Linked DNA regions of Mus musculus: regions 2 and 3 are each linked to region 1. The links are chromatin loops, found by intact Hi-C in ENCODE. Cell type or tissue: left cerebral cortex. All regions are shown on one strand. Each heading gives the region's core, and the rest is flanking DNA. Links, peaks and the distances in the headings are about the cores only.

Region 1 (10,256 bases), core at 3,590-8,589:
TGGCACAGAGGAAGAGGAAGAGGAGGAGGAGGAGGAGGAGGAGGAGGAGGAGGAGGAGGAGGAGGTGGTGGTGTAATTGAGGTCAAGTTTATGGAAGGAACAATAAACCAATGAGGAAGAAGCACAGAGAATTCTGTTTCAGAGTAATATGGGGTAAAGTTACTTGGTAAAGGACATTGTGACAACTTTCTGATGATATAACAAAGCACCCAAGATGGCCAACTTATGAAGAGAAGAGGCTCATTTTTGGTGGTAGTAGTTGCATAAGTTTCAGACTATGGCTGGTTGGCCCAATTGCTTCTGGGCCCGTGTTAAGGTTACACACAAGAATGGGGTTGGGGAGGTTTTAGGGGAGATCAGAACTGCCCACCCCTGTAAAGAAATGAAAGGAAAAGGGCAACAGAGTCACATAATCTTCCAAAACTATAGTCCTGGTGTCAATGGGCATCCTTGAAGAGAAGTTATGTCTTCAAAGATTGGCAGATAAGAAGTGGGAATGTTGCTCCTCATTTCCTTTAGCTCTGAATTCCTAGACCATGTTTGTGTTGAACTACCACATCCTGTGATTAAGGGGGAAAGACTTTTGGAATACCAAAAGACTTAGCAGTCAACTAGCCTCCCCAGGCTAACAATGTCATCAGATAGTGTGCGAAGCCTCGAGGAGAGATTGCTGTTCCCTGCCTCTCTCATGTTCCTACCAGTGTATTTTAAACTCACATTGATTTGTGGCATCCTTAAACATCATAGAACTGTTTCCACGTTGGAATATGGAATGTGGAGTAACCTAAATCTATGTTCCTGGGCCATAGTCACTCAAAATGGTTTCCCAGTAAACTACCTCTTCTTCCCTTTAGGGTGAGAGCTGTCGTTTGCACAGTCACCAGTGACTTAGTTTACTTCCAGTAAGTCCCAGATCTTTAAGTTCCTGCTCTTTCCCAACCAACAGTGTCACAGGCTGCCTAGCAAGACACATAGGCCTCAGGGAGACATTTAGTATTCAAACCTTAGCCAATGTTATTTGGAAACTATTTGATCCACTTAAAAAACAAAACAACAAAAGACAAACAACACAGAGATTAGCTTTCTACAGAATTTATTATTCTAACAAAGTTACAGGTGATTAAAGGCAAGTCAACTTCTCAGTTTGGTGGCTGACATTCATTCCTTCGATCCATTTAAAATTATTCTCAGGTAGATGAGAAAAAGCAGAAGAAGAGAAGAATGAGAGACACCCTCCAAGCTTTGTATGCAAGGGACTACCCATTTTATTTCCAGAAGCAGGAAGATTCAATCATGGAAGTTCTCTACAAAATAGGGAAATCCTGTTTCGGGAAACGTGGAATTCAGCTGCCACAGGAGGAAGTGTCTCTGATCACAGGACTATAAGCAGAACTGCAAAGCCTGCAGCATAGGACAGATTTGCAAGACAGCTCATCAGGAAGCTGTGCTAACACGCATTTTGTTAGTCAAATATGGGCAGAGGCGTATCTAGGCGGTTTTTACTGGAAAGTACCGACCTTAAGCAGAAATCAGGAACTAACAGCCGCAAGTATTGGCAGCAGTGTCTGGAACGTTAAGCCAGGGCTGTTTAACCATGTCAGGTGGTCCTACATCAATGACAATTAAGGTCGTGTTGGTTATGTCTAGTTGTTTTCATATTTCTTTATAAGGTATTATTTTTTTCCATTTTTTATTAGGTATTTAGCTCATTTACATTTCCAATGCTATACCAAAAGTCCCCCATACCCACCCACCCCCACTCCCCTACCCACCCACTCCCCCTTTTTGGCCCTGGCGTTCCCCTTTTTATAAGGTATTATTATTTGCTACTTTTTGTTTTGTTATAGAAGAGGATAACATAACTGCCAAATAAAATTGCCCTTGTAATGAAATCAGCACCATGGCCATCTTCAGCCCTGTATTAGAGTCATGAATTTGGACCACAGGTTGTTACAGCAGCAGCATATTTTTCTAAGTATATACCTAAAATTTATTCTTTGAACATGTCATATATAAGACACAATGTAGTGTATTCCCTCCAACTCTCCTATTTCTGTCTCTTATGCCTTGCCAGTTGCCCATTTTCCTCAGAACTGCACCTCTGAAGACCCTCCTCCTGGCGCCACTGCTGTTGTTAGTTCCTCAGCTAGAGGTGGGACCTCGGGTATCCCTCTCCCATCCAATCCCCAGGTTTTTCCTCAATTACGTTTGATTTCCCCTCCCCCAGACACCTTAGCAGCTTTCTCTATATTTTGATCTCTGAAGGACAAAGTTGATCTCCAGTCACCCTCTGCTGACCACATGCAAGTGTTCTGAGCAGACCCCCAATGAGGCGCACCTTCAACAAACCTGTGAAGAGTGTCAGAAGTAATTGTACCTCTGGTCTCTGGCTTCGTTCCCATCCTCGACACACCCGAGTTCCCACCTTGGAACCCATTATTCTCTGGGTCCCCCTTTTCACCAAAATTACAAACATTAGCATTTCCCCATCTGTCTCCACCCAACCTTGGCCCACAATCTCTTACACAACAGTGTAAGCAACGTTTGAAGAAGTACCATCTGTAAGGGGCAGAACACTTCTTTAAAACAAACAAATAAACAAACCGTAGCTGTTTTAGTTTTAGACTTAGAGAAGTGATTGAGGTAGTGCTGTCCCATCCCTTCCCACTGGCAAAACACGCTTGAGTTTTCTTGAAACTGATTCCTTTTGTCATAGCTTTCTTGTGTGTGTGTGTGTGTGTGCGTGTGCGTGTGCGTGTGCGTGCGCGTGCGTGCGCGTGCGTGTGCGTGTGTGTGTGTGTGTGCGCGTGTGTGCGTGTGTGTGTGTGTGTGTGTGCGTGTGCGTGTGTGCGTGTGTGCGTGCGTGTGTGCGTGTGTGCGTGCGTGCGTGCGTGCGTGTGTGTGTGTGTGTGTGTGTGTGTGTGTGCGCGTGTGTGCATGTGTGCACGTGTGCATGTGTGTTTGGTGAGTAGCTTGGTGGGTTTGACAGATTATGGTTATGGTTCTGTGGATGTTGTACGTGTTTTTCCTAGGGTGTTTTGCCACCCAGAATATCTCAATCTCACTTCCTTCTGTTGGGGGCCGGGGAAACAAAAGTTTCTGATCTAACAGCAGAAATAGCCAGCGTGGTTACCCACCTAGTTGCTGTTGAAAGGCAGGAAATGTTGCAGAACTCAGCCTTATTTTTCACTTTCTGCAGGTGGATGGGAGTGTTCAAGCCTCCAGGGTCTCTATAGTCCTTTATGTCCAACTGACCCCAGCACCCATTGTTAGCATTTTGTCTAAACTCTGCCCCCACAGTTACCTGGCAACAGCCAGGTGTGCCTGACTCACTATAAAAGGGGCTGCTTGCCCCTCCTCTCTCCCTCTTGCTCTTGCCTTCTTGCTCTGCTCTGTCCTCTCGTCCTGTCCCTCCCCCCACATTCCCCTTCCCTCTCTCTCCAAGTGCTCATGGCCAGCCCCTACTCCCTACTCTCCACCCCCACCCCCCCTACCCCCACCTTTCTCTGTCTCTACTACCATCTCAACTCCCCTCCCCATGCCCTGAATAAACTATTCCGTACTATACCATCCTGTAGCTGGTCCCTCAGGGGGAAGGGATGCCTTATCAAGGGCCTGCAGAGGCACCCCCTTCCCTAAACCTGACTACTTATTCACCAAACATATTTCTTTTCTCCTTATCTTTTTAGAAGTACAACACCCATTCTTTCCTTCAGGTCCCTACATACTGGTGCCACAGCCTGTGGGACAGGACTTGGAGGAGGAAGAAGAGATGTTTCTCAGCTCATTTGTGTACCCCCCCAGCCAGTTACCTAGAGCTACCCATTACCAATACAGAGAGCCTTGCTTATCCCTTCCACTGCCCAACAAGAGTAGAGAAAGAAGGCATTGACACAAGGAAAATGACTTCATGGAAAAAAAACAAAAATCCTCAATATGAAAAAAAAAAAAAATAGAGGACTTCTTCCACATAGCATGTTGGGATGGAAGCCCTCTGAGGGTGGGTGTCAGTGGGTAGGAAAAGGGTGGGGAGCAGGTTAGCAGCCATATTGTACGTTTCCTTCCTTGTCTCTGTCCAGAAGATGGAAATGGGCTCAGACACCCTGCAGATTCAGGAGGGGCTTACAAAGGCCACCAGATTTTCTGGGACCCATCAATATAGAGAACGACTTGGCAGTCAACATGATAATCCCCTAGAACAGTTCAAAGATTGGGAAGGACACTTCTTCAGAACATTGCCAAGGACAACTCTCCAAACCAATGACACTGAGAAACTGTCAGCCTGTCTCCATCCTCTGACTCTTTTCCTTTGTGGGGGACCAGCCAAACTTCATTTGTCACTCAGAAGTAAGGGTCAGAGACAGGCAATTCAATCAATGTGCCAGGAAAAGGAATCAACAAAGGGATCCGGTGACCTCAAGCTCATCTTGGGATCCTAACATGGCTTTAGGCATAAGCAGGGGAAGAATTAAGGAAGCAGATGGTTCTCTTGAGCAAGAGGACTCTCCAAACCACCTGGAAGAACAGGAACTGAGCAAATGATCAACTATAGCACTGTCAGACTGAGAGCGCTTAGTCAGGAAGCCCTCTGGGCCCTGCACTAATACTTCCTCTGCTGAAACCCTAGCTGATGTCCATTCTCTAGAAGATGGGATTCATTTCTGTGTTCCTCACACAGGCATTTTGTATTTTGACTAAACTCCATATTTCCATCACGAGTCTTGTTTGGAGCATGTTAGAACCTCAGGGCTCAGTTACAGCATGTGCTCCAGGCCTCCTGTTACAAGATGCGTCATGAATTCCAATGCTAGAGTCCCAGACTACACTACATGTGCTGGCCCGTGGCTAAAGCTAATAGTGTTTTCCATGAGTGCTGACTAAACAAGTGGGGAATTCCAGAAACTGGGCACAGTCAGAACAGACTCTTAAGAGATTTCCCCGCAGAGAAGAACAACGCAAAAGTCATCACACCCACCTCTTAAAACACCTTCGTATGCAACAATATGAACTAACCAGTACCCCGGAGCTTTTGTCTCTAGCTGCATATGTATCAAAAGATGGCCTAGTCGGCCATCAGTGGAAAGAGAGGCCCATTGGTCGTGCAAACTTTATATGCCTCAGTACAGGGGAACACCAGGGCCAAAAAGTGGGAGTGGGTGGGAGGGTATGGGGGACTTTTGGGATAGAATTGGAAATGTAAATGAGGAAAATACCTAAAAAAACATTAAAAAAAAAAACACCTTTGCGTGGTTGGTTTTGGCTCTCAATTTAACACAATCTGAAATCACTTGCAAAGGGAGTTTCCATGAAGGATTATCTAGATTAGGATGGTATGTGGGTGCATCTGAGGAAAACTAACATGGGGAAAAAAAATCCTCCCACTGAGATGAAACCATTCTTTGAGCAGGGGATTTTGGACTGTCAGAGAGTGAAGAAATTGCACTAAGCTTCATTGTTCTTTCTTTCCACAGTGGCTGGATTGTGACCAACTGCTTCAAAGGTCTGCTGCCTTCACTTTCCTCCAGTGATGCACTGTGATGATTTGAATGAGAAAAGCCCCTCATAGGCTCCTGTATATGAACACTTGGTCCCCAGTTGGTGGTGATGTTTAGGGGAGGTTGGGAAACCTTTAGGAGGTATGACCTTGCTACACTTAGTACACAGCTGGCGGTGGGTTGGGCTTGAAGAGTTTTTAGCCAATGAAGGAGAAGACCAAACAAATCAGGCAAGGAGACACACTAATGCACAGGTATTCCCAAAACAGTATGGGACATGAAAATCCATAAGATTATCAAATCATTGGGCCTGTAAAAGTGATACTATATGTTCTTCAAGGAAAATATGGGTGCCCTCCTCAATATCAAATTGAAAACTGTGCCAGTGTAAGAAAAGGGGGAGGGGGAGGCAAGATGCACAGTAAAAACCCCACTGCTTCTTATACTAAGAATTATCTGCTCTATAGACAATTACAGACCTAAGCAAAAGTCCTGAAACGAAGGTATCTGAGATGACTCACTGGGCTTTGCCGGGGCTACTGACCTGGGTACATTCCTGGGCCTCACATTTGACTGACACCGAAAAGTTGATCTCTAACCTTTATATGTACACACACACACACACACACACACACACACACACACACACAGTGAAATTACCAACATGTGTATGTTGAGAACTGGAGGGGCTACTCACCCTGAGAACGGAGAATCAGATGCACGGTGCTGGGAGCAAGAGAGCTGCCTTACTAGTCCGTGCAGTGACTAGCCTGAAAGCCACTGCCTTTTCAATTGTGCCACACCTGCAGATATTATCTACATGCAGCTTAACGCTCAGAAGGAGGGTCTCAACTCTCCCAGTTCTCTCCACTTCCTCCCTGCTAACTCCCCTGCCCCAGCAAAGAACACCTAGAGGGCCGCTCAGCAGTTTAAGAATGCTTGCTGCCCTTTTACCTGAAAATTTTAAGTAGTTCAGACAGCTCACTACCATCTGTTAACCCGAGTGCCGCAGCATTCAGTGCCCTCTGCTGAGCACTGGCGCACCTGCAGGCTTGCACACAGGAAGCTCCTCCCATCCTCTCCCCCTCCCTTCCCTCACACAGGAATGCAAATAAAAATATAACTTTAAAAGAACTCGAAGTGTCAACATCACGGTGTCATAAATAACACCGTGCAGAGCCCTATTTAAAATAAACAACCCTGCGGATTGTAGTGCTGCTCCCGGCTCCCTCAAAGCAAATTCTTTCATATGAAACAACAAAGTCTCATCCAACCGCATCGCTAATAACTAAAACGAAACACAAAACAAGTAAGGAGGGCATTGGTTGGAACCCGTGGGCGTCCCTGCTCCTCAAATAACTCTGAAACTCTTCCCTCAGGTATTCCCACTGTACCGAATCTGGAGATCTAAACTAGTCCTCCCTAGTCAGGTGGCGCCGGCTCCATCTCTGAGTTCTACAGGGCAGGAGCCCCAGCCTGGCAGGGCGGGGAGAGGTGGGGTGGGGCGGCACACGGGTGCCTGTCACAAGTCATATCCCGTGAAATGTGTATGTTAAGCCTCCAATTAAAACAGAAAGAGAAGAAATAATCTATCAAAAATCTAACAGACATCCCATCCCTCAGGAAAACAGTTCCATCTCCAATGGACATAAATTCTAATTAATAAACTTTTTTATTAAAAATAAAATTAATAAATAAAATTAATAAATGTTTCCGAACATCAAGACAAGGTGTGACATCCTTTCCTACCTCCTGTTTGTATCTTCTGCTTGTTGCTTGGCTTGTATCGTCCATAGTCATGACTCAAGCCAAAGATAAACTAAGTTTATAATTATAAGGTGCATTAACACACATCTCTTATTTGTTACCTCCCAGATACTCTTTCTTTTGCAAACATTTATAAGCTACTTTATATTGAAAAGTGGGTCAGGAAAACTAGTGATGTAAAGTGATGAATTTCATTTAACAGTTAATTACAATGAATTGATATAGAAAAGCTACCTCATAACTTATATGATTGTAAATCAATGCCTAAATAATTTCTTTCATGCATATACAACATTTAGTTTATATGATATTTTTCACAGATAGACATTCTATGTCCCCAAAGCTTTAAAGAGCTTTGTGAGAAAATGCTACTATACTGTGACAATTCACAGTTGATATGTAGAGAAAAAAACAAAACAAAACAAACAAACAAAAAAACAAGCCAAAAGAAAGAAAGAAACAAGCAAGCAAACAAACAAGCAAACAAACAAACAAGCAAACAAAAAACCAGACTACTTATCATTTCAGGCTTTAATTCTAGCGAAGTGATGAGATAAATCATTATGCAAGTCACATCAGCTAAAGCACACATAGACTCAGTCAAAACATCAGAGGTGTAAAAAATTCCGTGGCTAAACAAGTCAAACCAACTTTTCAAATCATGTATCAAGCAGCAATCCCTCTATCTAGTTTCTATCACACTGGGGCCGTGAGAACCATCAAGAGACTATTGAAAGAGATTCTCACCTGGACACCGCTTCTCAAAAATTCCATTTCCAGAATCACTGCAGCTACGGGATTCTGTAAGAAAATAGCCACGCTAAGAGCAATAGAAATAGAAATAGAACTATTTGCAGAGAGACACTCACAAAGTCTATTTGTACCCACCTCTCTGCCCATCTTGCATTAGTGTCTGTGTCTGCATGACTTAGAGGTCATTGTGAACTTGCTATCTCTGACTGCTGATGCTCATGCATATAGTTCAAGTATGATGCGTGGTGGTGAGGGTTCAGGTGAGAGATAAAAGACTCAAGATTTAGAGAGGGTTGGAAATACCGTTTCAAATTAGTGTACATGGCAGACGAAGTCACTAGCAAACTGGAAAATATCAGAGATGGGCAAATGTGTGATTCAAAACCAGAAAATCAACAGAGTTGTTAAAGAAGGAGACTGTATTTCTGTATTCTTATAGACTTAAGTGCAAAATCACGGCCCACAGAACCCAAATAGTGGACTCCACTCTTGTTTGATGAACTACTGCATCCCTGCGGGTGTGGTTAGAGTATGATGTAAAGTTACTTTCACAAGTATGTTGTTTTTTTTTTTTCAGATAAAGATCAGTTGATTACTTTCTTCGCATTTGTTATGAAATACTAGTCTTCCATTATGTTGATATACTAGGAACACCTTCATCTTGCTAGCATTGAATGCCAGGAGATCTGCTTGCCTAAGCTATCAGCTGACATTGGGTTTCAAGGTGAGAGACAAAATATGTTTTACTCTAGAATCTGAAACAAAGACATCCATTCTCACATGTTTTCACACTAGACTGGGAGTCCCAGCTCATTGTGAAGAAGAGAAAGACTTCATGGCTTCATATAAGAACAAAAAAAAAAGGGTTATACAGACTGGAAGAGAATGAACTAAAGAATTGCTTTTTTAATTATGAGATTGTTGGAAGGAAGAGAATGTTAACTTATTTATTCTTTTATTAAGTAGTTTCTTGTAGCAGATGACTTGATTGTCCAGGTAGACTACCTTAAAACCAATATAAAGATTTCCCAAAACTAGAAAGGGAAAACTCCAATGTGCAGGGATCAAGGCTAACATTAAGAAGCGAATTGTTTTTTGCATATTAACAGTGGATAATTAGAATTTAATATTTATAAGTGTAATTTACAATAATGCCAAACATTAAAAATGTTTAGACATAAATATATATGATGTATATGTGGTAAACTACAAACTCCTGAAGAGATGTGAAATGATACTAATTTTGTCTATGGTCTAGAATCTTAAATAAACCTCTTAAATCATTTAAAAGACTCTGAAACACTGATTTTAAATATGTAGAAATAGAATAATCACCATAATTTTTATAAAGAAGAAAAAATTTGGGAGGATTCATAAAGAAATCTTTAACATCCTAATCAAGAGTATTCAATATAGTAGGACAGTACAGAACATGCTGACACGTGAATCGTAGGCATACTGTCACCCCAGCACTAGTGAGGTACAGACATGAGGATAAGCTCTTGTTCAAGGTAAACATCTACATATATAGTTCAAGGCTAACTTGGGTTACATAAGTTCCTGTTTCAAAGAAAAAAAATAAAACCAAAAAACCAAAAAAGGAGAAACATATAAATAAACAGAATAGAAAATGCTTTCCCCAATAGAACCTCATCAATATCATTGCTTCTTTTGTTAAGTAAAACACAACAGCAAAATGTGTGTGTATATATACACACAGAGACATGTGTAAATGATAAATAGTGCTAAAAATTTACATTTCAATGTATAGCATTTTTAAGGAGCCCTTAAAATTTCTTTACTTTAAACAAAAAATAACTTTTAACAGAAAACTAACTATAAAAATACAGAATTATAAAACTCTCAGAAGCAAATAGCAGTGATGATTTATATAAACTTGATCTGGTAAACAGGTTTCATATATAATGCCTAAAACTCAATCCATGAAAGAGAAAAAGGGAAAGTTGGGTTTATCTGAATCACAAAACCACGGCTGTACAAAACAGTTTAAAAAGACTGAAAACACATTTTGCAACCAGTTAGTACATATTGGCAAAACAAAAATAATAAAACGTGTGTTCCAATGTTGAAACAACTCCAGGCACTACATGATAGGGAAAGACAGAGTCCAAAGAAGATCTGAGCCAACACTCCAAATAGTTCCACCAAAGGAGATGTGTAGTAGGACAATTAGCACGTAGACATGCCCAGCATCGCCTGTCACTGAGGAAATGCAAATAA
Region 2 (10,256 bases), core at 2,703-7,702, 380 kb before region 1:
AAATGCTTTCTGCTTTAAACTTCTTCCAGATAATCAGAGATGAAGTCTTATTAACACAGTGCAGAGGAAAAACCAGCAACAAGCTAACATCAAAATCTGTTTTTAAATAGCATTAATATTTTAATACTTGCACAAAGCATTTCAGAGCCCAGAACAACACAGTGTTAATATATCAGAATGTTTGCTCATTATAATTCTTTTGAATCTTTTAAGGAACAAAACTGTGATGATTAGTGTTAATTAGCAACTTGACACACTTTATAGAGCCACCCATGGTACATGCCTCTGGGCATACTTGTGAGGGGTCATCCTTTAGAGTAACCTGAGTTTCTGAAAATGTTGAAGGAGCCATCTTAACTGTGGGCTGAACCATTCCTTATGGACTCTCGAGTGTATAAATGGAGAAAGCAAACTGGACACGAGTCCATTCTTCTTCCTCGTGGTGGATTCCACGTGACCAGCTGCTCCAACTTCTGCTGCTTTGACTTCTCTGTATTGACAGGCTGTAGTTTGAACTGTGAGCTAAAATAAACTCTTCTCTCCTTAAATCTCCTTTATCCAAGAAGGTATTCTATTACAGCAACAGGAAAAGAAATGAAGACAACAACCTTGTACTGATGAAACAGTATGAGAATCTGGTTTTGTCCACGGTCTTTATCCTTTAGCTTAAAGAACAGAAAATTGTAACATTCTTAAACATCTTGCAGCGTCCCTGGCAAGGACGTCTATAGCCGGGACAGAGATAGTTCTTCTGAGCTACAGACTCCTTGATGGAGATGTCTACATCTGAAGGAGGCTGATGAGAGGACCAATGGGCAAGAACCAGCGGTGTCCAAGTCTGTCTAGTCTCCCTGTTGAGTTTTCTTCCCGCCCTGACTCAGTGTCTCCTGGAGTCCTGGACTCAGTGTCAAGTCTCCCAGGTTCGTGGGCTGAGCAGGTTGTCAGAGAACTTATTTTTGAGACCTGTTAGTCACCTCTGAGGAAAGTGCCCTCCATGTGCAGCCTTTCCCCGTACTGATCATGTGCTGTGAATGTGGAGGTCAGATGACTAAATAGCCAGCACAGCAGAGATGCACCACACAGCAGACTAGAGTGTTGTTGGCCTGGAAGCTGCCTGGCATTGTTGACCTGTGTTTCTAGGAGAGGCCAGCAGGGGGCCCTCAGTTCTTTGCTTGAATTTCTTGAAAACATCCATGGAATATCTAGGCAACCTAGGTCATAAAGAGAAAGCTTCAATTAGAAAATTAGCAAAAAAGGGTTCTTTCCAGCTCTGGGGCACAGGCCTGTAGGATATGCTGAAGAGGCAGAGGCAGAAGGATCTGAGTTTGAGGCCAGCTTGGTGTACACATTTTTTCTTCCCGCCCACAAACATCTTTTAAGAGGCTCTAGAGTTACATTCGTTGGTAGGGACCAAGCTATATATTTTTATTTTGAATGCATAGCCGAGATATAATTGTATCTCTCAGGTATACCTTGAACTTTCTTCTGGTAAGATGAAAATTCTACAGATGTTGGGAGGATGCTTCCCACCTTCCCTGTACAATACTTACGCTGGCCACAGATGAGGTGTGTATTCACAAGGGAATGCCTTGGTTTCCTTCAGGAGGCGGTATATATTGTGAAAATTAATTCAGTGAGACGAGTAGTAAAGCCTTTGTGTCTGGCTTTGAGTGAACTATTACAGCAAAGTTTTTGTTAGGTTTGGGTCAATCAGTAGAGGCTGAGAACTTGTTATGGGCCTGTTTAAACCTTGAAGAAATGTTTTCTCTCTGGAGAGTCTGCACTGGGTGCTATGTGAGAGCTTGCAGCTGCTCTAATCTTGGTCCTACGACTCCTGGCAAACCCGGAGTTCTTCCTTTTGATTATGACTAGCCATGTTAAAAAGGGACTGAGATTTGTGTGTGTTGTCTGCTATCCTGAGGAGCAAAGGGCAAGATAACTTTGGTAGCTGGAACCTTTCCCAGACCCAGTTAACCTTGTTTGGTGTTTAAATAAGGTAACTGATGTGAGCTAGCTGGGTGTCAGTCTTTCCTGGGAAGGTTGGGCCCCTCTGCTCCTTCAGAAAATGAAGGCTTAGCATCTTGTTGAGCTTCTCTGTCTATGGCTGCACCTACGACCAACATCAATCAATAGCACAGGGACACCCTTGCTACTCTAGACTTGACCTGCTCAGACTTTGTTAATCAATGACAAAAGAATTGCTGCTTTGGGGTTACAGTGAGCTTGTGGAAATAAAGATAGATGAGAATTTTTTAAACTAGATATAAGTTTCAAAAAAGAAATACATAATCAACAATCCTGTTGTAATTTCCCCTTGTGTAACGATTTTGATCTATTTTAATATGTTTTTGTGGTGATTGCTCAACTTGTGGCTATGAGGTAACTTTCTTTTTAGATAGAAAACTTTTTTAAAGGGGTACAAAAGAGGGTTAAGAGAAAAAAAATAAATCGCTGGAGCCTGCTTTTGCTTCACCCACTGTGTGTGTGTTTGTTTGTGTGTGTGTGTGTATGTTTGTGTGTGTGTTTGTTTGTGTGTGTGTGTATGTTTGTGTGTGTGTTTGTTTGTGTGTGTGCGTATGTTTGTGTGTGTGTTTGTTTGTGTGTATGTGTTTGTGTGTGTGTGTGTGTTTGTTCGTGTGTGTGTTTGTTTGTGTGTGTGTTTGATTTCCCTCCTTTTCTTTTCTCTAATCGCTGGCTGCATAGGCAGCAACCCTCGTTGGTCACTATCTGAACTGACCCCCCCACATCCACCAGCTCCTCTCAGCACTAACCCCAATCGCTGAGGATACACCTTGCTGCCTGACTTGATTTATCCTGTGGTGTCAAAGCTGGCCTTTGACAACAAACTAAAATAGATTTCCAGCTGTGGTGGCCCATGCAAAACCACAGAGGGCTGAACTTAATCAATGCTAAGACAGGAGGACAGAGTGTCGCTTTGAGGAGAATCAGCTCGACCTGGGGAGAGTGATGTAAGTGATTGTTAGAAGGAGTTAAACGCAGAGAAAAGGCAGGCAGTGCTTTCTGGAGGGACACCTGGCTGCTTGGGGACTGGGGATCACACTTTCGGATGGCCAATCATTGCAGTTGTGCTAACTTTACTGTTTGGTCCCTGCTTTTCAGCTGTTTCACCAACTTCCTCACTCACAGCATCGCTATATTCTTCATGTTCCAAAACCTAGCAGCTTTTATCTAACCCCAACATGGCCACCCTACCTTTGAGACCCAACAGCAGCCTCCCCAAATGGTGTCTGCTCTCTGTCCTTTTTCTTTTTCACCTGACCGGAGTTGGGATATTTTGGGTAAGAGCCTGGGTACTGAAAACAACGTATTCTGCTTCCAATCAAACCACAAACACAGCTGTATCTTCCTGGTAGCCACAGATACACACAGACACACACACACAGAGACACACACACAGACACACACAGACACACACAGACACACACAGACACACACAGACACACACAGACACACACACACAGACACACATAGACACACACACAGACACACATAGACACACATAGACACACATAGACACACACACAGACACACACACAGACACACACACAGACACACATAGACACACATAGACACACACACAGACACACACACACAGACACACACAGACACACATAGACACACATAGACACACACACAGACACACACACACAGACACATATAGACATGCACACACCAACACCTATGTCCCCATCCCCTGTAAATGTGTTCAACCTTCATGCCATGGAAAGTTTGGGCCCCTCTCTATTCCAATAAAGCAATCTCAGCTTGCTGGTATCTAATCTCTCTTCTCTCTCTTCTCTGCCTCTCCTCTCCTACAGTGGCAGTGTGCTCTTCTATCAAGTCCCCAGAGTCACTCTTCATTGTGAGCAGAAGCACAATTCTCACTTCAAAGGGAATAAGCATTTACTCTGGAGACAAAATGAGTGACTATGCCCAGAAACACAGATTTAGATTACCCAAAATAGAGCAAAGGAAGCCACACCCAAAGACACTTGTCAAGCACATCGGTGGAGATGTGAGAGACATGGTTACAGTAAAGTGGGAGCCGTTGGTATAGGCTCAGATGTTACCTGGTGATGCTCTCTGTTTTTGGATCGGTGGAAGCTACCTGTCTGTTAATATATGCCAAGGAGAGCTAGTCTTCTGAGTTATTCGATGGCGAGAAAGGTCAGGGACAGAGGGGAGCAACAGTTATTGTGAGGGCTAAAGATGGAGGGCTGGAGAGATGACTCCTCTCCAGGGAGATCTGATGTTCTCTTTTGACCTTCAGGAGTACCAGGCATGTACAAGGTACACATACATATATACAAGAAAAGCACTAATGTGCATAAAATAAATGGTTCTTCCTTCCTTGCTTCTCTCTCTCTCTCTCTCTCTCTCTCTCTCTCTCTCTCTCTCTCTCTCTCTCTCTCTCATTTTTTCTAGAGGTCTAAAGTGGCTCATAAAAGTGGCTCACAGCATTTCCAACCCTCAGCGGCCACTAAAGCTCTAATCAGCCTTACAGAAGTTTATGTGGAAGTCTCTGCTTCTTTCCAGAAACTTTGATTTTCACAGGCTTGAAAGGGGCTAGCAATTACTGTTCACCCTTTTTTGAAGTTGTTATGCTTCTGGGTTGATTCCCACAGGACATCAATTTTCACTAAATGTCACTGTAATGAGTACATTCTCGAACTGGTTCATTTCACTAACAGGAGAAATAACCTTTCCGATGTTGCTGAAATCCCAGGAGAAGTTGAGTCCCCACCCAGGGGACTGAGACCTCTTCTTCATTACTCTCAGCTTGAGGAGATCGACTTTGAGATCAGTCAAGTCACCATTTCCCAGCCATAGCCTAAGAGGTACCGGGTACCTTTCCCAGGTCCAGGGCCCCGAGAGCCTCTGCAAAGCTGTGGCCTTAGCAGGGCGAGCCTGACTATTCCAGAACACAGACCAGGTCTTTGCTTCAGAGAGCCTTTGGATTTGGAGATGGCTTTCCAGGGTTTCCCCACCCACCACAGTTCCACCGCAGGCTATCAAGTGAGACCCAGGCTATCACGTGAGACGCTGCATCACAGGCCTTGGGTCTCCAGCAAGGCTGGGGGTGGGGGGCAAACACTGAGTCTAAAGCTGATCCTCAGTCATCCTTGGGGTATCTGCTACACACTCTATCTAAATTGGGGCTGTCTCAGACCATCTGTCTTTCTTTGTTCTGTGACTTGGTCATTAAAATCCCTTGCACAATGTGTATAAACAGCCACCAGGGGGCACTCATTACCATAACATCCTTCGTGACCCTAAAATATTCTGCAGGTGTATAGACCAATAGCCTGAACTTCCCCATGTACAGGTCTTTTGGGAACTGCACTCTCTCCTCTCTCCCACTCCCCGTGAGCACAGGGCTCCAGGTGCCGCCTAGCCCTGCCCTCCTCCACCTCACCGACTTCCCTCTGTCCAGTGTGACCTCAGCATTGTTAGCAGCAGAAGCAGCAGTACTGATTGTAATGATGATGGTGAATGACTTGGCCTGCTCATTTAAAAATGCCCGCCAAATCCTTGCAGCCAACCATTGGACTGAGCACGGGTCCGGGATGGAGGAGTTAGAAAGGGAGCTGAGGGGGTTTGCAGCCCCATGTAGGGAGCAACAACAGTGTCAACAGGCCAGACCTCCCGGTGCTCTGGAGGAGTACCAACCAAAGAGTACACAGGGAGGGATCTATGGCTCTGGCTGCATATGTGGCAGCGGATGGCTTTGTTGGACATCAGTGGAAGGAGAGGCCCTTGGGCCTGAGGGTGTTCGATGCCCCAGTGTAGGGGAATGCCAGAAAGACGGGAGTTGATGGTTGGGTGGGGGAGCACCCTCATAGAGGCATGGGGAAGGGGGATTGGATAGGGGGTTTCAGAAGGGGAGACCTGGGAAGGGGAAAACATTTGAAATGTAAATAAAGAAAATAGCCAATTAAAAAAAAAAAAAAAGGCCCGCCAAGCTGTCAGGAGGAAAATAATCATCACGTGACTGGTCGCCATCTTGACTTTGGCATAAGGAGGGTGGAATTATAGTTTCACTCCCATCTTTCTTAAGGGCCACAGCACAGGTGCAAGGAAGTAGGTCTCCAAAAGATACTTTTAAATTGAGATAAGATTTATGGTTCTAGGCTCATAAAAGCTAGTATAGCTAAGAAATACAAGTTGATAGCCACTAACCTTATAAATAATCATATCTTTTCATTTGTTTGGAATTATATTTAAAGTCATGTTGAGAACTGATGCAGTTAATGATTAAAACTTTATTTAGCCTCCTGTTTTATGTTTGCTAGATGTACAGTTTAGAGAAGATAACTAGAAACAGACATAGATTCTAACCCAGATATGCCTAGTAGGTTCTAGCACTCAAACCTGTCAGAGCCCTGCTGAATATGGCATTTAAAATCTTAAAGTTAAGATGCTTAAAATGACAGACTTCCAAATCCTAGCAATGGAACTCCAATGTCTCCAAGAAGTTATGGACACAACAAGAAGGGATTCTAGCTGGATTGTGGCAAGATAGCCACTAAGAAAGATTGCTCAACTGCCTTGCCTGCTCCTGAGGCCTGGCCTTAACTGTGGACAAATAGGGGCACTGGGCATGCCTTGCATTACTTAAGTCAAAGCAAGATCAGTTTCCCCAGTTCTTCCTCCACAGGAAGGCCTCTCAGATTAGCCCGGCCTGGCAGCTAATGATTAATCTGTCTCTGTGACCTGTGTCCCCCCACTAAGCCATGGACATCACAGGATCCTAGTGGGGTGATTGTCTGGGTAATGGGTGAGTCAGTCAGTCATTTTAATTGAGACATGGGCCATTTAGATTATAGTATCCTTCTCAGGTCTTTGAGGGGTCTGAACCCAGTGATCAACAACCTGTGTCTCATGGTAAATAATTGGATAGGAAAAGTTTATGTAAGGTCTGGGAATATGAAAGCTTCCCAAAAAGTAAGGGTCTAAGAAAGTGTTTAAAGGTCTAAGAAGATGTTCTGAGGTGGGTAAATGCAAGTTTCGAAGGATTTATCTTTTTGTAAACTTAAGAAGGTTCTTGTAAGCTTCCGGGAATTTATTTGAATCTACCTCTCACTGGACTGTCGACTAACAGTCTGTTTCTTCCTGCGGATGGGATCTATCCTGGGACCTGCACCTCTCCTCCAACTCCCAAGACCATGGGCCTAAGAGTTTGAAATGTCCACCCCCAAAAACGTTTTTCTCTCTAACCTTTATCTTCTGCCCCTAACTTCCAGGTGTTCTCTCAGAATCTGCATCCAGCAAAGCTCCAAAACAGTTACCCACAGGTGCTCTGGCCCAGCCTCACAGACTGCTTCAACTGAGCCTTCCCGCTCTTACCCACAGATGGTCCCACAGCCTGGACAACAGTGAAGCAAGCAGTTCCTCCTCAGACTTGGCCAGCATCCCAGCCCTTTGTTCACACCCCATAACTGCAGAGCCCTAATGTCAACAGGAAGCCCTCAGACAATTATGCTGCTGACTCTCAATCATTTATAACCTACAAAGGGCTGAAATGTTTGGTTTCCGGCCCAGGGACAAGGGACCGAGGCGCATGTTTTACATATCCAACAAACCCACCTTTAATATAATCTAATCTGGTTTATATGGGCTCATTTCACGGGCAGAGGAATAATCGATTACAATCCACTTAAGCTCATTTTTTAAAGAATAAGATTTATAGATAAGTTATCTATATTTCTTTTTTTTTTTTTTTTTTCTTTTTTTGGTTTTTTTTCGAGACAGGGTTTCTCTGTGTAGCCCTGGCTGTCCTGGAACTCACTTTGTAGAGCAGGCTGGCCTCGAACTCAGAAATCCACCTGCCTCTGCCTCCCGAGTGCTGGGATTAAAGGCGTGTGCCACCACCGCCCAGCTACAAAGATTTATTTGTTATCATTAAGTACACTGTAGCTGTCTTCAGCTGTACCAGAAGAGGGTGTCATATCTCATTACGGGTGGTTGTGAGCCACCATGTGGTTGCTGGGATTTGAACTTAGGACCTTTGGAAGAACAGTCAGTTCTCCTAACCGCTGAGCCATCTCTCCAGCCCCCTCTATATTTCTTAAGAAAGTTTCAGAGCATCCTTTCCTTCTTATGAGCTACTGACATGTTCTGAGGAAATTCCTCTTGTGCCTGTCACCATCTCAGTCCATCTCTCTTGGCTTCTTTGTCTTTTGCAGCTTTCATATACGGCCAGACAAGCTGACACTGCTTTGATTTACCATTCCACTTACCAGGTGAGAACCATATTCATGACTGCCCAGACATCTTATACCTGCCATCTTCTCTCCCTTCAGGGCTTGGGATTAGTCCACTCCACTGTGGACCCAGCATCTGCTATTGTCTGCATTGACCAGACACCATGATGGAGGGATTTGCATTATCCCATCCAATGCATCTGATCAAACCCTTTAAACTTTGTACTATATATGCCCTTTATAATATATATGTCCTTTATACTATATATGCCCTTTATACTATATATGTCCTTTATACTATATATGTCCTTTATACTATATATGCCCTTTATACTATATACCCTTTATACAAATATGCTTTTTGTACTATATATAACCTTTATACAATATATACCCTTTATACTACAAATACCCTTTGTACTATATACACTATATATAATATAAATGTACCCTTTACACTATAAATGCCTTTTATACTGTACATGACATCTATATGAGATATACCCTTTATACTATACATATCCTTTATATGTGTATATATGTACTTTATATTTAATACTTTATACCTGTCATCTTACCTTGACAGAAAAGTATGTGAAGTTGCTGTAATTAAAAACCATTTTTGCAAGTCTGCCTGAGGCAGATTGGGTGCTCCAGACCCCCTCTCATACCTAGAGACAGCCTGACTTCTAGGAGTTCCATCATAACTACGATCACAGGTGAGACCCCCTTCCCCACCCTAATACCTGGCCTAATTGGGTCCCCACAAGGCCCAACAGATGCAGGAACTATTTCCCTGCTGGAGGCTCATCTTCCTTTCTGTCCACAATTTCACCTGAGGCAGACCAGGAACTCCAGCTCACTTGGCCCGCTAACCTGCTCATACCCAGAGAAAGCCTGGCTCTCAGGAGGTCTCCCTTAACCAGGGTCACAGGAGATTTGCTGGAGCCAGGGACACAGGAGGCCCTCCTAACCAGAGACAGCACTGTTTGCCTCCCAGAAGGCCTGCTGACACCCATCTTACAGAGAGCTACCTTCCTACAAGGAGGGACAGGCTAGTCAAAGACAGCAAGGCCAGTTAACACCAGAGATAACCAGATAGTAAATGGTAAACACAAGAACATTAGCAACAGAAACCAATCCCACTCGACACCATAAGAACCCAGTTCTCCCATCACAACAAGCCATGGATAACCTAACACACCTGAAAAGCAAGATTCTGACCTACAATCACAACTCATGAAGATGATAGAAGACATTAAAGAGGACATTTAGAACCATGTCTTCAGTGTCTGTCTTCTTTTGCTGGAGTCTCTGGCACAGTGAAGAGTCTGAGGATGATGATGACTCTGAAGTAGGCTTGAAGGAAGGGGCAGGTGTGGATGTCTCTGTCTATGGAAAAGGGCTGGCACAATTAGCTGGTCTGGCACTATAGAATCCTGTAAATATATAAACAGAGCTTCTCCCGGAAAAACATCCAGTCTTTTATATTATCCAGTTAGTAGGTTTTTATTTTATTAGGGACTACGAACGTTTAAAAAATGTACTTAAAAAATTAAGTATTATAAGAAGATGAATAATTATGATTTCATTTTGTAATTTAGATGTCTATATCTTTTAAAGTCTGATGAGCTTACTCTACAATAGCATGTCCTTGTGAATTATAGGGAATGTCAGTGGAATATGAGAAACTAAGATTCAAACACCCATTTTAAAAGGTTTTTTAAGTTTAAACAAAGGCATTGTCTGATTTTAAGCCCTTGATATTATAAACTATGAAACAAATACTGTATCATATCTTCTAAAGTTTTCCCAAGTCAGGAAAAGACATAAATAAGCAATGAGAATTAAGTGTACAGACGTACAGGAATAAAGGCTAACTTTCCAAAAGACAGGACATGTGTAACATTTGTCTGCTTTAAATCACAAAGACATAGGCTCATCAGGGATTAATTCCCAAACTTAGCTGACAGCTCCGAAGGAGCACAATGGTGATTTGTCATGTAAGATCATACTAAGTTAACTTTCTAG
Region 3 (10,256 bases), core at 1,846-6,845, 140 kb before region 1:
CCAATGCTGACTCAGTCTAGCCTGTATCTCTTTGTACCTACAGCACCAGTTTTGAAAAGATGAAGTTTAAAGCCAGTGCTAGCATGAATACAAAGTGTTGCTCACTGTGCCAGATACATCTTCTTACTATTCTTTCTTGTAGAGCTCTACCAAGACAGTGTTCTCTCAGTTGATCTACTCATACTCAGGTCCCACCCGTACCTGTTCGGGCGCCATCTGTAGCCACCTGTGGCCACACTAACTGGGTTCCTGTGAGTGGGAGGTTGGAGCTGTATGGGAGAGTATCCCGTCCCGAGGGACTCAGTTATTTGTGGGTGCGAGGGGGACCGCAAATCTGGGAGAAAATGGGAGGAAGAGAAAAAGGAGCTGGAGACCAAGTAGAGGGTCCTATGGAGGTCTCAGTTTATTAGGCTGAAACGCCGGCTTTTAAAGCACACATCGAGGGGAATAGGGAAGGGTTGAGGGGGAATTAACAAAGAACAAAGCAGTGGGCATCTGCTGACATGAGGGCTGAAGTCAGAGTGGTGGGCACTCTGAGTCTTATCTTCGGAACATAGATTCTCCTTAATAGCCTTGGGTGTCAGGCCAGGCTCAGCTTGTAACTCATGTCCTTGGAAGTCATGGGAGTCAGAAAGAGATAAGGAAGAGGGGACTATAATTCAGCTTTTACAGCCTCAGGTGCCAGGAAGGGAACAGGGAGAAGGGAGTGATGACCGGTTCCTGGCACAAGACCATTTGGCTTGTCAGGGTGGGAGATTGTGAAGGGCTCGCTTTCTCACAGTATGGTCTCTAACAGGAGAGGAAGGTGAGAAGTAACAAGACCAAGACAGATTTCTGATCATGCCCAAAGTTTACTAAGAGTTTGTGCTTATAAAGGGAAAGCCTGCCATGCCAGACTTCTTGATGCTTTGTTGCTAAGTTGTCCCGTCCAGCAGGACTTAGTTATTCCATGGGTCTAGGAGGACTGAGGCCTGGAAGAGAAATGGTCAGAGAAAAGGGAGCGAGACCAAGCAAAGAGTTGTCAAGGTCTGTTTAATGGAGTCTAGGAGCCTGGTTATAAGCACACAATGAGAAACAAATAGGGAGGGTTCGGGAGGGTATAATAAAAGTACAGATAAAGGGATAGACATCTGGGGCGGATGCTGATTGCAGGCTTCAAACATCTTGCAGCTTATCTCGGAGTGCCGGCCCTATCTAAACAGTCCCAGGAACCAAATGGAGACATGAAGGAGGAGGTGATGCTGGCTTTATCTAAACAGTCCCAGGCTCCAAGTAGAGACATGAAGGAAGGGATGACATAACTCCCATCAAAGGGTCAGCCAGATCTTCAGGGTGAGAGTTGCTGAGGTTCTGGTTTCCCACATTTTGGTCTCTCACACTAAGTTGTTAGCACAAGTCTGTCAAAGCTTTTAGCATTATGTTGCCAAGTCCACAGGTTGTCTCAGGCTATCTCAGGAATATCGCCTTCTGGGGTTTACAGAGTGACTTTGTTATTAAACAAAATTTAGAAAAAGGGATAGTGGTAAATTTCAGTAGTACGGTGTTTGCCTAGCATGCGTGAGAAGGTTTAATCCATATACAAAGTAAGAAGAAAGTTAACAGAGAAATTGTTTGTGAACTGTTATTTCGTCCTTTTTGGGACTCATCAGTACAGTATAGCACATGATCCAAAAATTTAAAATATTTTGTCCTTAAAATTTAACAATGTGTAAATGATTGCAAGATTAGGCATCTGAAGGGGTTTCAGTAATCAGCTATCTCCTCATCTGAAAAGAACCTATTAAAGAATAAAATTCAAATGGCATAATCATGTATGGAGTTCTTAAAACTGTTAAATTTGGAAAATGAAATTTGTTTGTAACATATTCTTAGTCTGTTTCAATTTTTAAAAAATCTGAGAAGTAAAGTGTAAAATTATTTGACAATGCTATTAAATCTTAGTGTAAAGCATTGCTTTTAATCCTGTCTCTATCTGCTTTCAGATTGGTCATTGAATTTTTTAAAAGAATGATGACTATACTGTCTATAATGTTTGGAGGCCACAAGCCAATTATTATCTGTCCTGTGATTACAGAATAAACTTCCATGGGTTCAGTCACCCCACATTTTTAGTGCCTCTGAATTCATAGCAAGGACCAATGAAAAAAGTTCATACCTGATCACAAAATGTACCTCACTAATACAGATTTGTTTATACTTTAGTTTTACCTATCAGTACTTATACCCAAACACCTATTTGATTTAGAATCATCTATCCAAATTCTATGCAGTATATCTATGATCCTTTAAGCAAGTTTTCATCTTTGCTGTCAGTGTGATTACTGATGAATTTTGATAATAGTTTTGGTAGATATGAGTAGAGGAGCAACTGTAGATAACAGGTCACAGAGCATCAGTTTCTCACGCATGCTTTGGCACATTCCCTATCCGGGATTTACAATTAGTGGGCGCTGTAAGGTGTAGTTGTTGGGCTTGTTACAAATCCATTTTTTATGTATATCCCCACTGCTGTTGTAGATCCCCCTGTTACTCAAGTAGGCACATTCTCCTCCTCCTCGGGTGAGAACCCTAAAGCAAAGAACAAATAATAATTACTGCACAGGCTAGCATTGCATTAAAACACCTGATCTAGTTTTAAACCTAGCATCTTTTACATCCTCAGGGTTGATTTGAACATCACATCTTTGTCATTCATCTATGTTGAACCCTGGGATGTGTGTACAAAGGAATTAACTGGTGCTTGCTATTATGCTCAAACAAACTGCTGCTCAGGGTGACATCACTGAGGGTGATTTTCAGTTCTTGATGTATTTTACACATGTATAAAAGTGAGGGAAACCCTACTTCTTAATAAATTTCTTGGAGGTCTTAATGATGGATGTGACTATATCTGTATTTTACCACTCCACTGAAATGGCTCTGTTCAAAATGGCTAGCTATGCTCACACAAGAGCTGTCTCTGGGCTTTTTGATGAGGAGGCATTAGAAAGGTTACCAATATCCCTGGAATATCAGCTTCAGTAAACAGGTACAGGGAGAACAGAGGACCAACAAGTCTTACCCATGCAGTTCTGCACTGGCTTCCTGGGCTTTTTAACACTCCTCCTCCACCCTCCCTGATATATAGTTCTGACACCAGTAAAGAAAAATTTTCAGTTGGTGATATAAAACAGACAATATCTCCCCCAGATGCCATTATTATGGTATAGATTTTTGAGTGAAATTACTCTAAGTAAATGTGTTGAAAGATGGCCAATGAATTGGATGATATAAAAAAAAAAACCTGAGTTTGTGATGTTGTGGTGTTTGCATCTCTTACAGATACAATGCACACATTTCACAGCAAATAAACACAGTATAAGCGTAAGTTTTCTGAAAACGTACAAGTTGTTATACTCAGTGTTGTCTGTCCATATCCAAGGGTGTTCTGAAGACTCTCTGTGTAGTCCAATCCAGTGGTCAGAAGCCCCCTTGTATCTCTTCAGAAAATTCTGTCATAACACAGATAAAGGAAATACATGTGTCTCTCAGTTTAACATGACCCTTGAGTCTCCACCCTAGAGCCTCCTCTCAAGATGACAGCATCTTATAACTGAGGCTCATCAACTTTGGAGCCATAATAACCCTTAGTTCTCAGTATAAGCATTTTACACCCATAACCCAAAATACATTGATGTGACTTGGTAGGTCCTTGATTTACAATGTCCTTGCCATTTTTAATAGATGCCAAATTCATTATGCAACAAGTGAATGCTTGGAGAAGAGCTTACATGACCACAAGGTATCTCAGAAAATTGTATGTGTGGCCTGTAAGGTCTTACTATGCGCACTACATGATAACAGATCTCTGCAATAGCTTAGGGCTCAAGCCAGAAGCAATAACACCAGGAAATGGCACAAACTACTGTCTTCTGCATATACCCCATCTGCCTGAATGAGATTCTTCCTCATGCTTTAGCCCCAAGCTCTCAATCTCAAAGCAGTAGTACATATTCAACAAAACAACAAACCCATTACTGATCCCCTTTCTTACCAGTTCCTCCAAGCTGTCAAATAGAGCTAGATGGGCATCTAGTGCTATGCAGGAGGACTGACTGAATGTCCAGTTTCCCATGTCTTCAGAAAAATAAAAGCATTTATTTCCAAATCCAATCCAGCCACTTGAGCATACAGCATAGCAAGGTTCACAGCTCTCCATGACTGGTTTTTTCTTTCTCACTTAAATGGAGACAGTAATATAAAATGTAACAAAGAGACATTTCCAAGTCTGATCCCTTTGTCTAGCCATCCAAACTTCAGTTGTGAGGTGTGTACTTGGACTGTAGTTTTCTTAACTGACACTAGGGGGCCCCTCCTAGCATGAAGGTCCCCAATACAGAGCCTTCCAGTGGGGATCTAAGGGAATATTTTCACTTTTCTTCTTTGTGTTTTGAGACAGAATCTAGCTATGTCTCACTGCCTGGCCTTGATCTCACTATGTGGGCTGAACTTGTCTGGAGATTGTAATTGTAATCCTCCTGGCTGTTCTTCCTAAGTGCTAGGAACAAGACACCATACCCTGTGAGAAACTCTTTTCTAGGCCATCAGCTCCTTAGGACTGTCCCTGATTCCTAGCATCCTACAGTGTGCTTTCCCATAATTCTCCTTCACATTCTCCTTTTCTCTAACAAAAGAAAGAAACTCCTTACTTGTCTGGATGTTAGTATAGAAAAATGCCAGCATGCAAAACATGGCAGGGTCAAATAATTTTTGATACCAACATTTTGATCATAAGCTTCCTATAATTCTGACACACACACACACACATACTCCCTCTTTCTCTATATATGTATATATACATATATCTGCATATATACATTTATATGTATATTTCCATATATATGTGTGTGTGTATATATATGTATGTTTGCATATATATATGTATATATGTATATGTATATATATGTGTGTGTGTAAACATATACTGGCTCTTGGTATAGAAACTCAGATTGGCTATCATCAAGAAGTTTGTCAACCACGTTGGGCAGTAGTGGCATATACCTTTAATCCCAGTAATCAGGAGGTAGAGGTAGAGGCAGAGGCAGAGGCAGAGGCAGAGGCAGAGGCAGAGGCAGAGGCAGAGGCAGAGGCAGAGGCAGAGGCAGAGGCAGAGAGGCAGAGGCAGAGGCAGAGGCAGAGGCAGAGGCAGAGGCAGAGGCAGAGGCAGAGGCAGAGGCAGAGGCAGAGGCAGAGGCAGAGGCAGAGGCAGAGGCAGAGGCGGAGGCAGAGGCAGAAAACTCAGAGGCAGAACTCAGCCTGTTCAGAAGCATATTAAGAAATGGGGACACTTATTTACGACTGGTGGAAGTACAAGCAGATATAGTCCACATGGAGGGTTCTCAGAAAACTTAAAACTAGACCTGCTGTGTGGCCCAGCTATGATATTCCTGGGCATATATGAAGAGAACTCCACATCCTACCACAGAGATACTTGCACATCTGTGTTTATTGCTCCTCTATCTGCAAGGAAACAGAACTGACCCAGATGCTCACCAACTGATGGATAATGTAAATGTGTTACAGGCACAAACAAGAATGTTATTTAGCTGTAAATGAAATTTGTAGGAGGGGGGGTACCTAGAAAGTATAATATTAAGGAAGGTAATCCAAGGTCCAAGAAAATAAGCCCATTGTAAGCCTTCACATCCAGTCCCAGCCTATAGCAGACAGTGTAAGCAGCTGTGTGGGTGCTCATGGAATACCATGTGGAGAGGAGAAGAAAGAAGAGTGATATAAAGTGACAAGGAAGGACAGGATGCAAGTAATGGGCTATAAGTTGTGCAAAGTTTAAAAACAGAATTATTTTTTTAGTTTCAACTCTTCCATAGTTTTTCTTTTTTTTGTGTGTGGAAGACAAGTGCATAAAAATGTGACTGACAAGTCTAAACCATAAGCAAAGCTTCATGGCTTCACAATGGCTATTCTAAGTGTGTGGAAGTTAGTGAGATACCAAGGTTTGGAGACCCAGCAAGTGTATGAGTGGCTGTGTTGATGGGGCCGAGTGATGTGTTTGTTTACCTGTGAGTCTATTATAATAAAGTGATGTGTGTGTGTGTGTGTGTGTGTGTGTGTGTGTGTGTGTGTGTGCAATTGTGCTAGCATGTGTATGTATGTTGTTCTTGTTGTTGTTGTTATTGTTGTTGTTGGTGGTATATGTGTGTGCAATTATGTAAGCATGTTTGTATGTTGTTGCTGTTGTTGTTGTTGTTGTGGTGGTGGTGGTGTGTGTGTGTGTGTGTAAAAAGCTCCAACTACAGCAATGTTTCAGAGGACATCTTAGAAAAATAACAGATATATTTCTTCTCTACCTTCTCCTTTTCCTTCCGGTAACATCAGAATTGGTCGGTTGTTCTTTCAAATGTCTACTGAATTTCAAGAAACAAGTGATCTTTGAAGCAAAATATTAAATGGGGGAATGATACCCCAAATATTTTTACTGGGGCTGTGTTATAGTTGTTTCCAGTTCTCATATCCAGCACTACAAGGCTTTAGTGAAAGGGACAAATATACAGGCAGTGAGGATGACATCACTTCTTTTATATGACTCTTTTTAGGGTTACATAATAGTTTAGGTTACACTAAGATTTGTTGGCAAATGTTTAACCTGTTTAGACTTGTATATTAGTCATTGGTGCAGCTAAAGTTGATTACATAAATGATTCAGGCATTGGTGGTGCACATATTTAATCCCAGCACTTGGGAGGCAGAGGTAGGCTGATTTCCAAGTTCAATGCCAGCTTGGTGTAAATAATGTGTTTCAGGGCAGCCAGGGATACACAGAGAAACCCTGTCTCCAAAAACCAGGATATCAAACAATATTATAAAACATTTTCTCCAGCTACGGCAGCAAAGGTATACAAGAGTTTGCCACATTATTCAAAACAGTCCACAATTAATCCCTTAGGAATCATATTCTAGAATTTTCTAACTATGGGTCATGGGTTCTGTACCTTTCCCAACCATATGACTACTCACTATTCTCACTTCCCTTTAGCTGCAGCTTTGGGTTCCTACTCCTTGAGGTTCCTACTTTGAGATTTTATCTCCTTGTTATCTGCCTTGAACAGTTCCCTAAGGGGACCTATGCCCTCTGCATCTCTCTTTAGAGCTTGCTGAACGTCATCTTCCCAGGGATGCTGAGCCAAGACTCCTGTGTACACCATGGCCTGTGTGTTCTTTCACTGCATCTTCCTGATGGAACCTAAGTTCCCAGACAACAGGAACTTCCAGTGTGTTTTCTCTGGCACCCTTCCCACAATGCCTGAGTCACAGTGGTCAGTAAGTATAACTGACAATGAATATGGACAGAGTGTCACAGAATTTGAAGAATAAGTCACTTACCTGACAAAGTAACAGAAAGAGCAACTACAGCTACAGTAAGGACCATGATCACTCCATAGCAGCAGTAAAGTTTAACACAAGATGCAGCGGAGATGATTCCGAGACATTTTGCTTGGAGTTTTTTACCTGAAAATATAAATCTGAGAATGTCAATTTTGCAAACCTTTTATAGAAAAATATAAATTTATCCCAGAATCATGTGCATATTTGTCTTGTACTCCCCTAGTGAAAACCCCTTCACAGAAGTTTTCAGTCCATAAATGATATCTTTGGCTGACAGAACACTAGAGGAAAGGGAAACAGACTTTGTGTCATAGAATCATCAAGTTATAGAAGTAAGGGCCAATGAGAGAGCAAGAAACAGAAAGAGTGAAGATCAGGATGAAGAAGAAACACCAACAAAGTTATCTATAGGTACAGTTCCATGTGAATAGATCTGGTTAGGGCTGAGGAAACCATAATAACAGTAAAGAGAAAAAAAAAATCAATGTGTCAGGAGTGATGGCTCAGGAATGTGGCTACTAATACAAGAAAGTCAGGAGTTCAAGGCCAATCTTGGTTAAATATTGAGTAAGGGGGCTGGAGAGATGGCTCAGCATTTAAGAGCACTGACTGCTCTTCTAGAGGTCGTGAGTTCAATTCCCAGCACCCACATGGTGGCTTACAACCATCTGTAATGGACATACATAAAATAAATAAATCTTTTTAAAAAAAAGCCTGCGGTGGTGGCACATGCCTTTAATCCCAGCACTTGGGAGGCAGAGACAGGCAGATTTCTGAGTTCGAGGCCAGCCTGGTCTACAGAGTGAGTTCCAGGACAGCCAGGGCTATACAGAGAAACCCTGTTTCAAAAAAAAAAAAAACAAAAAACAAAAAAAAACCAAACCAAAAAATAAAAAATAAAAATTAAAAAAATAAAATAAAAATAAAAAAATTGAGTAAGAGGTTGAGAGAACTATATCAGACCCTGTTCTATCTGTGAATGTAACTAACTAGATAATTCACTTGCTCACTCTAAAGAACTACGTAATGATATGTAATTCAATATATTATCAGAAGAAGAAAATTAAAACAACAACCATTTCATTAATATCAGCAAAAGTATATTCAAAATTCAAGGTAAATACAAAATAACAACTCTGAGCACATTAAGAACTCAAGGAACTTCCCTAACTTGATAAAAGGTTTGTACTGGATAGGTTTATGTGAACTTGACACAAGCTAAAGTCATTTGAGAGTAGGGAACCTGAATTAATAGAACACCTTCATAAGATCGGGTTGTAGGAAAGACAGTACTATATTTTCTTAATTTGTGATTGTGGTGGAAGAACCCAGTGCATTGTGGGTGATGTCATTCCTGGGATGGTTGTCCTGTCTTCTATAAGAAGAATTAGGAGCAAACTGCTAGGAGCAAGTTAGTAAGCAGTACCCCTCAACAGCCTCTGTGTCAGCTGCTGACTCCAGGTTCCTGCCCTGTGTGGATTCCTGGCTTGAATTCCTCCAGTGACGAACAGTGCTATGTAAGCCCAATAAACACTCTAATTCCCAAATTACTTTGGTCATGGATCCACAATAGGATCCCTAACTAAGACAGGTACCTATTATACACCAAAACAAAAATGCAACTACAGTCAGCATAAATGCTTTTCCCCAGTGACGCAGAACAAGGTAAGGATGTCTGCTCACACCATTCTAGTTGTGACTCTGGGAGTCCTGTCCAGGACAGAAGGGCAAGAAAAAGAAATCACAGTCAAGCGTCATAAAAAGAGATAAAAGTTTTGATAGTCAAACTACATGGCTATTTCTACATATACAGTTCTAAAGAGTCTATTACAGGGGCTCTAAAAGTCATGAATGAGTTTATAATGTTGCAGAAAAAATATATCAATGTACAGAATAGTTTTCATTTTATACACTAACTCCTCCTCCTCTTGTTTCTCCTTCTCTTATTTAAACCTCAAGTGTTTATTATGGAAAATTTGAAGCATATACAAAAAATGATATATTCTCAACTCAGGATAACTTCTATCACAGAACTATGGAGTGTGTATATATATCCATGCAGGAAATAAAAATGTTCTAATTATGGGAAAATTTGTTTCAGTTGAAAAGCATCTACACTCTTTTTGATCTTGCTTTTTTGGTGAGTATGAACACTGTTTTCCAGGAAACCCAATATTTTTTTTTCAGTAAAACAAACAAGAAAAACAAAAATTAATGTAATAGAAGAGTGTAGAAAGAAAATACTTGAGTATTAAATAATCCGGTAGAGTAACTAATATAACAGATACCTCCAAGCATTTCTACTTCTATAGAGTCTTACCATGACAGGCTAACAGGCAGGATACTTAGCTCCTCTGAGGGTCTCTGTTGAAACCCCCTCTATCCCTTTAGTGTGATTCAAAGTGCATTAAAATACATACCCATTTCTCCCTCCTGCAGGCAGTCTGGGGCAGTGAGGTCTGTCTTCAGCATGCCCATGGAAGCCTCTTCAACCTTTGCAGCACTCATCTGTGAGCTGAGAGGACTTCCTGAGACTCAGAAGATTTGAAAGAAAACTGTGGACAGGGAGAAGGAGCCTTTTATACACTGTATGTGCTTCCTAATAAGGACTTTACAAGCTCAGCCCAGACAGGTGATTCACTCCTTCTCAGTCCCGAGCACATCACTTGTCAGCACATAGTTTTCTGTTTGTTGGAGAAACAGAATCACAAGGTAGGGGATATTGACATGAAATTAAGTGGACTTTAAACACAATAAATGAAACTGATAAATGCCTGAGAATTAGAAAATATCCCTCACACTGATTCTTTAAGAAAAATATTACTTTGATGAAAGATGCTGTTATTAATTCTCCAATTAATTATTTATTATTA

Evidence for each region. Peaks named below come from ENCODE experiments on the same cell type or tissue, not always from the same donor. Only the 100,000 strongest peaks of a DNase experiment are listed, where the experiment ranks them.
Region 2: it touches region 1 in a loop (4-fold over the local background); 22 of 42 quality-filtered maps call a loop at or near these places.
Region 3: it touches region 1 in a loop (4-fold over the local background); 28 of 42 quality-filtered maps call a loop at or near these places.

The regions. Positions count from the first base shown.
Region 1 is chr6:129,231,547-129,241,802 of GRCm38, forward strand. It overlaps 2310001H17Rik (RIKEN cDNA 2310001H17 gene), which reads right to left and starts at 6,936. Exons shown (of 4, transcript NR_040268.1): 1 at 6,890-6,936; 2 at 6,193-6,298; 3 at 1,518-1,607; 4 at 1,077-1,401. In left cerebral cortex, for the core only: a CTCF peak has its summit at 6,529 (motif pointing left); DNase peaks (open chromatin) are centred at 4,571, 5,371, 6,522 and 6,806; H3K4me3 peaks cover 909 bases; H3K27ac peaks cover 2,997 bases.
Region 2 is chr6:128,848,995-128,859,250 of GRCm38, forward strand. BC035044 (cDNA sequence BC035044) reads right to left here. Exons shown (of 3, transcript NM_001254946.1): 3 at 1-1,211. The coding sequence ends at 1,088. Gm34849 (a long non-coding RNA gene) reads left to right here and starts at 8,039. Exons shown (of 3, transcript XR_378059.1): 1 at 8,039-8,264; 2 at 8,812-8,944. In left cerebral cortex, for the core only: CTCF peaks have their summits at 5,253 (motif pointing right) and 7,336; DNase peaks (open chromatin) are centred at 4,003, 5,305 and 7,424; H3K27ac peaks cover 369 bases.
Region 3 is chr6:129,090,983-129,101,238 of GRCm38, forward strand. Clec2e (C-type lectin domain family 2, member e) reads right to left here and starts at 9,921. Exons shown (of 5, transcript NM_153506.4): 1 at 9,804-9,921; 2 at 7,381-7,506; 3 at 4,034-4,218; 4 at 3,385-3,491; 5 at 834-2,568. The coding sequence starts at 9,891. The coding sequence ends at 2,424. In left cerebral cortex, for the core only: a CTCF peak has its summit at 4,345; a DNase peak (open chromatin) is centred at 4,357.